2 separate regions of the Homo sapiens genome follow, and region 2 is linked to region 1. A link is a loop called in an ENCODE intact Hi-C map of the cell type or tissue named here. Cell type or tissue: Caco-2. All regions are shown on one strand. Each heading gives the region's core, and the rest is flanking DNA. Links, peaks and the distances in the headings are about the cores only.

Evidence for each region. Peaks named below come from ENCODE experiments on the same cell type or tissue, not always from the same donor. Only the 100,000 strongest peaks of a DNase experiment are listed, where the experiment ranks them.
Region 2: it touches region 1 in a loop (2.1-fold over the local background); 3 of 110 quality-filtered maps call a loop at or near these places.

The regions. Positions count from the first base shown.
Region 1 is chr5:69,363,242-69,366,159 of GRCh38, reverse strand. The region is part of intron 2 of AK6 (adenylate kinase 6); the gene reads left to right. TAF9 (TATA-box binding protein associated factor 9) reads left to right here. Exons shown (of 3, transcript NM_003187.5): 3 at 406-1,417. The coding sequence starts at 423. The coding sequence ends at 1,217. Among named protein-coding and RNA genes, the nearest start is that of AK6, 4.8 kb to the left of the region's middle. In Caco-2, for the core only: a CTCF peak has its summit at 1,562; no DNase peak of the experiment used is centred there.
Region 2 is chr5:69,413,785-69,416,702 of GRCh38, reverse strand. RAD17 (RAD17 checkpoint clamp loader component) reads right to left here. Exons shown (of 19, transcript NM_133338.3): 19 at 1,902-2,672. The coding sequence ends at 2,411. It overlaps MARVELD2 (MARVEL domain containing 2), which reads right to left and starts at 1,587. Exons shown (of 7, transcript NM_001038603.3): 1 at 1,533-1,587. RefSeq lists enhancers at 44-926, 927-1,810. In Caco-2, for the core only: a CTCF peak has its summit at 1,720 (motif pointing left); DNase peaks (open chromatin) are centred at 872 and 1,572; H3K4me3 peaks cover 1,465 bases.

The sequences.
Region 1 (2,918 bases), core at 186-2,685:
TGAGTATATTGGTCTCACTGGAAAGAGACTGTTTTGAGCTCAGGTGTGGGACCTGACTATGCTATGGTATCTTAGATTAGTGTGAGATTTGCATGCAACTGCATATATTCTAAGATGATCATTGTTTTTATTTATTTTACCCTGTTTTCCCCTAATCTTTCATCGCTCCCTTATTTGTGTCTTCATCTTTTTATAGTCGACAATGATTTGTACATGGTAGGAACTCAATAAATTAAAGCGACCTTAAGTTGCCTCATTAAAATTAAGAAAACATATGGTTTAAATTTTAAAAATTTTTTTACAGTTTAACATAGATTTAAAATTTTTTTAAGTTCCTGACAGTTGCTACTAAAGTAACTATTTCAGATTGATCTAATGTACATATTTTTTTCAAATGATCTAAAGTCTGATCATCGGATATCATGGAGTCTGGCAAGACGGCTTCTCCCAAGAGCATGCCGAAAGATGCACAGATGATGGCACAAATCCTGAAGGATATGGGGATTACAGAATATGAGCCAAGAGTTATAAATCAGATGTTGGAGTTTGCCTTCCGATATGTGACCACAATTCTAGATGATGCAAAAATTTATTCAAGCCATGCTAAGAAAGCTACTGTTGATGCAGATGATGTGCGATTGGCAATCCAGTGCCGCGCTGATCAGTCTTTTACCTCTCCTCCCCCAAGAGATTTTTTATTAGATATTGCAAGGCAAAGAAATCAAACCCCTTTGCCATTGATCAAGCCATATTCAGGTCCTAGGTTGCCACCTGATAGATACTGCTTAACAGCTCCAAACTATAGGCTGAAATCTTTACAGAAAAAGGCATCAACTTCTGCGGGAAGAATAACAGTCCCGCGGTTAAGTGTTGGTTCAGTTACTAGCAGACCAAGTACTCCCACACTAGGCACACCAACCCCACAGACCATGTCTGTTTCAACTAAAGTAGGGACTCCCATGTCCCTCACAGGTCAAAGGTTTACAGTACAGATGCCTACTTCTCAGTCTCCAGCTGTAAAAGCTTCAATTCCTGCAACCTCAGCAGTTCAGAATGTTCTGATTAATCCATCATTAATCGGGTCCAAAAACATTCTTATTACCACTAATATGATGTCATCACAAAATACTGCCAATGAATCATCAAATGCATTGAAAAGAAAACGTGAAGATGATGATGATGACGATGATGATGATGATGACTATGATAATCTGTAATCTAGCCTTGCTGAATGTAACATGTATACTTGGTCTTGAATTCATTGTACTGATATTAAACATGCATGCTGGATGTTTTCAAGTTGTGTTTTAGAAAACTAATAATAATGAGTAAACACAGTTACCATACTTTTCAATTGAAATGAAGGTTTTTCATCAGCCTTAAAAGTGTAAGAAAAATAAAGTTGTCATTCATTCGATTGTTGGTGCTTTGGCAGTTATGTTTTTAAAAGCAATTTTCTCCTTGTTGTCACCAAGAGGAGTAACAGTTGGCAGTTGCAGCAATTTGCAGTACTGCAGTCTATTTTTGACCACTAGAGTGTCACCTTAAACGTCTTCAGATACATAGATCATAGTATGATCTCTGGTGTGTACGTCACTCTTGTGATCTGTTCTCTCAGATTGCTGAAGTATAACCATGACTCCCCTTTGGAGAGACCAGTTGGTCAGGATTTTTATTCATAGTGAATTCTTAACCTGCTTTGATTATCTTCCTCAATTGCCCAACTTCCTAGGTCCCATTTTTCTGTCCTTTTGGTTATATTAAGGACCCTTAGTGTCTCCCAGTATGTCTCCACTTTTTAAAAAAAAATTTATAAGTGTCTCTTTTTGCAGGTTAATTTTGAGCATCTTTGTTTTTCATATTCCTGATACTATAAGCCAGTATCATGTTCATTTTTGATCCAGGGCTGATAATTAGGTTATAGTGTTTATATATATATATATTTTTTTTAATTTAAAATATTTTTTTGTCCAAAAGAACGTCAATTTATCAAGGTTATAGTTTCTAAAACCTAGATTTTTATTTGCTATCATACAACTACTCATTTTCCATTTCATTTTATTTTATTTCCTGAGACAGAATTTCATTTTGTTGCCCAGGCTGCAGTGCAGTGGCACAATCTCAGCTCACTGCAACCTCTATGTCCCAGGTTCCAGCTATCTTTGCACCTCAGCCTCCCAAGTAGCTGGAATTACAGGTGTGCACCACCACACCTGGCTAATTTTTATATTTTTAGTAGAGATGGGCTTTTGCCATGTTGTCCAGGCTGGTCTTGAACTCCTGGCCTCAAGTGATCTGCCCACCTCGGCCTCCCAGAGTGCTGGGATTACAGGTGTGAGCTACCTCACCTGGCCTTTCCTTTTTTTTTTTTCTTTTGAGACGGAGTCTCCCTCTGTCGCCCAGACTGGAGTGCAGTGGTGTAATCTCGGCTCACTGCAAGCTCTGCCTCCCAGGTTCACGCCATTGTCCTGCCTCAGCCTCCCAAGTAGCTGGGACTACAGGCACCTGCCACCACGCCCAGCTAATTTTCTGTATTTTTAGTAGAGACGGGGTTTCACCGTGTTAACCAGGTTGGTCTCGATCTCCTGACCTCGTGATCCACCCACCTTGGCCTCCCTGAGTGCTGGGATTACAGGCGTGGGCCACCGCGCCCAGCCCGGCCTTTCTGTTTTATATCTATATGAAATGTGGTTTTGTTCCTCACTGTTGAACACCACCATTTTTGACAAGTGATTTCTGAGTCACATAATAGTCAATTTCATTCATGCATTCCAATGTTACTTTCACTCAATTTAACATTTCTAAACTAATTAGAGCATTAATAGCATTGAGAGCAATGGTGACACCAGACCAAGGACAATCCAGTATAAGGCACTTGTCTTCCTCTTCTTTGGGTCCTCTCCTACCAGTACTTAAAC
Region 2 (2,918 bases), core at 323-2,822, 50 kb before region 1:
AGCATTATGAACCCTTGTGTACCCACATCCAGCTTCTACACTTATCGATTTATGGCCAAACTTGTTTCATTTATACTCCCCATACTATTTCCTCTGCCAATAGAGTCCTCTGAAGTAAACCCCAGACATCTGATCATTTTATCTATCTATACCTCATTCTCCACCCCTCCAGCTTAGCCTTGGGGAGCAGCAGACTGAAGAGTGTTTCAGATGCGTTAAAAATCCAGGTAGAGACGTTAAGAGGGCAAGCAAGGCACACAGGGTATGTACAGACTGGAGACAAGGGAATGCGGTGGAAACCCAGGGTCTTCTAATAGGGCACTCCGACCTTAGAGGATTAACTGTGATGGCCCCAGCAGGGTGCCCAATGCAAAGCGGCTCTGTATATTATAACAATCAGTTATTTTTGTACCTTTCTCTTTCTTTCTCTAAAAAAGTGTAAGTTCTAGAAATGCTATTACGACTCTAGTTTTTGAAACACATTCCTAAGAAATGTAGAAGCAAAAGCACAACAAATGATTTTAGCAAGTTTTACACAGCATTTACAGGATACGCTATGCTTAATTCAACTCACTGGTAAAAATACGATTCACTGTAATGGATTTAACTCTTCACCTGTGAAGTGGCTTATTTGAATCAAACCACCCTATCCATTTTTAAAGAAAAAACAAGCAATTATTAAAGAGTTGTGGAAAAGCAAGATAATGTGATTTTTAGAAGGGAATGGTTAGCTGTATTTCATTACATCTTAAATATCTGGATACCCCTAATGTCTTTCAAGATGTCACTGAGAGTTCGTTCTGGTCCCGCAGGTCGCGGCAGCGTGTGTCTTTGTCCTGCTCAGGCCCCGGACCCTTACTCCACTCTTGGACACTCATCTTGGAAAGCCGCGGCAATGGCAGGAGAAATGGCTGCCCCAGCAAAGTGTCACAGGAATCATGCCTGGTCACCTTTACACAAACAGAACCACCGGTTTACCTGGCTTAAAAGTTTTGCTGGACCCAAGAAACGGGTAGATTTCGGATACTTCTGCGCTTCCGAGGGGTCGGGAAAGGCTCTGCGGTTCTAACTAACCCACGACTGCCCGGGGGTACCGAGCATTTTAGCTGTGGGGTCTCCCCCGCGCCAGCCTCTGGGCGCCCGGTCCCACAAATCTCATTGTGTCCTCGGTTCTGCCCGCGCCGGCTAGGCGTTCGTCTTCGCGTTTCTGGCTGAAACCCACTGTCTTTGGAGATTCCGACCCAACGAGGCCGAAACTAAGCCGGGAGACCTCCCAGGTAAGGAGCACCGAGATCGCCCCGAGGTGCGCGCCCCGCCCCGCGCCCGGAAGGACGGCGGCTCGGCCGCACCTGCGTCCGCAGAGCGAAACCTGGCGGGACGCGGGCCTCCCCGGATCCCTGGCTCCGGCCTCCCCCGCGGGCTATGGCAGGCTGAGCGCCGAGCGCGGGCAGCCGTCCGTCGCAGCACACCTGGGCCGGGGGCCGCCGGGCCCTCCTCTCCCGGTCACGTGGCCCCACCCCGGTCCCACTTACCTGCGCAGCCGCCAGGAAGAGCGCGCACGCTGCCCAGGACTCTGAAACCGGTATCGGGCTCCCGGGGTGGGGGCGGGGCCGGGACGGGACGAGCCCAGCTTTCCCCGCCCGGCTTTGCCCCGCCCGGATCTGTCGGCCCGACAACCGCTCTGGGCCCAGGCTGCTCGGTGCCACCAGCCGGCACGTCGCGGCAATGACCACACACTGGGCTCTTTTGGAAAGAGTTTACAGTTCTCATCGCAACGTTGCCATCCTCTTCCCTATCTTTTGAAAAGTTTGACACTGGGGGAGGGAGATTGGTGCACTGTGCTTAAGGACCCATGGCAGCGAGTGCGTGCTAGATAATGTTAAAAGACAGGAGAAACAAAATTAAATTCAACATTTTAATTGTGATATAACTTATGTAAATACTTTCCAAAAAGTATCTAAGATATTCCACTGTACAACACATCAAAACTATCTGAGAAGCGGGAGACAATAAAGTGTAAATAAGGCACACAGTTTACACTCGTAATTGCATCCTAAACTGTTGAATAGTTGATATTTACAACCCCCCAATAACGTTTTTGCATCCTGAATTAGTCCTTCACATCTTGATATTTGGCATAATGTTCAAACACACTTTATACACACTGACCGCTCCTTAAACCACTCACAGATTTAATAAATACCGAAAAAATTAAGAGATTTGAAGGCTTGATCTTCTATTTACTTCAAGATGACAGAAGAGTAGGTTTCTTGTGATGAAATACTACAAGAATGAAGAATTAACAAACTGTTGTGTAATTCATCAGAAAAGCATATTAACTCTGCTGAAGTACCACTGAATGAAACAAAAATGAAGCTGTGAAGTAGCAATCTGATTAGCAGGCTGGCTTCTATGTCCCATCACTCTCGTAGTCTTCTATTATTATGTTTTCTTCCATGTCTCCTTGGGCTGAAAAGGGCTGGGGCTGGCTAGCAGGCAGTTCACTGGCACTATTCTGACTCAAAGGAAGAGACCAGGTTTCCGGCACAGTGGCTTGAGTGGGTTCACCCAGAGATTCCTCTGCAGAATGTCCTCCATTAAGCTGGGCTTCATCTCCGCTGTCAGGGTCTATCATTCCATGTTCCCTGTCAGTCAGGGCTTCCATTTTCAATCTGTCAGATTCACAGTGCAGGCATTAATAAGAACCAAAGGAGAAGATTTTTAAATTACACCATGAGTGTGATGATTATGAAGCCATCTTTCATTTACCTACATTGTGCTGTTTAGCTAGTCCCTTTAACTATAAAAACAAAACTACAAGGTAAATGACAAACTGAATAAGTTCCTACAACTTAAAATACAAAAAGGAGCTGAACACGATGGCTCATGCCTGTACTATCTGCACTGTGGGAGGCCAA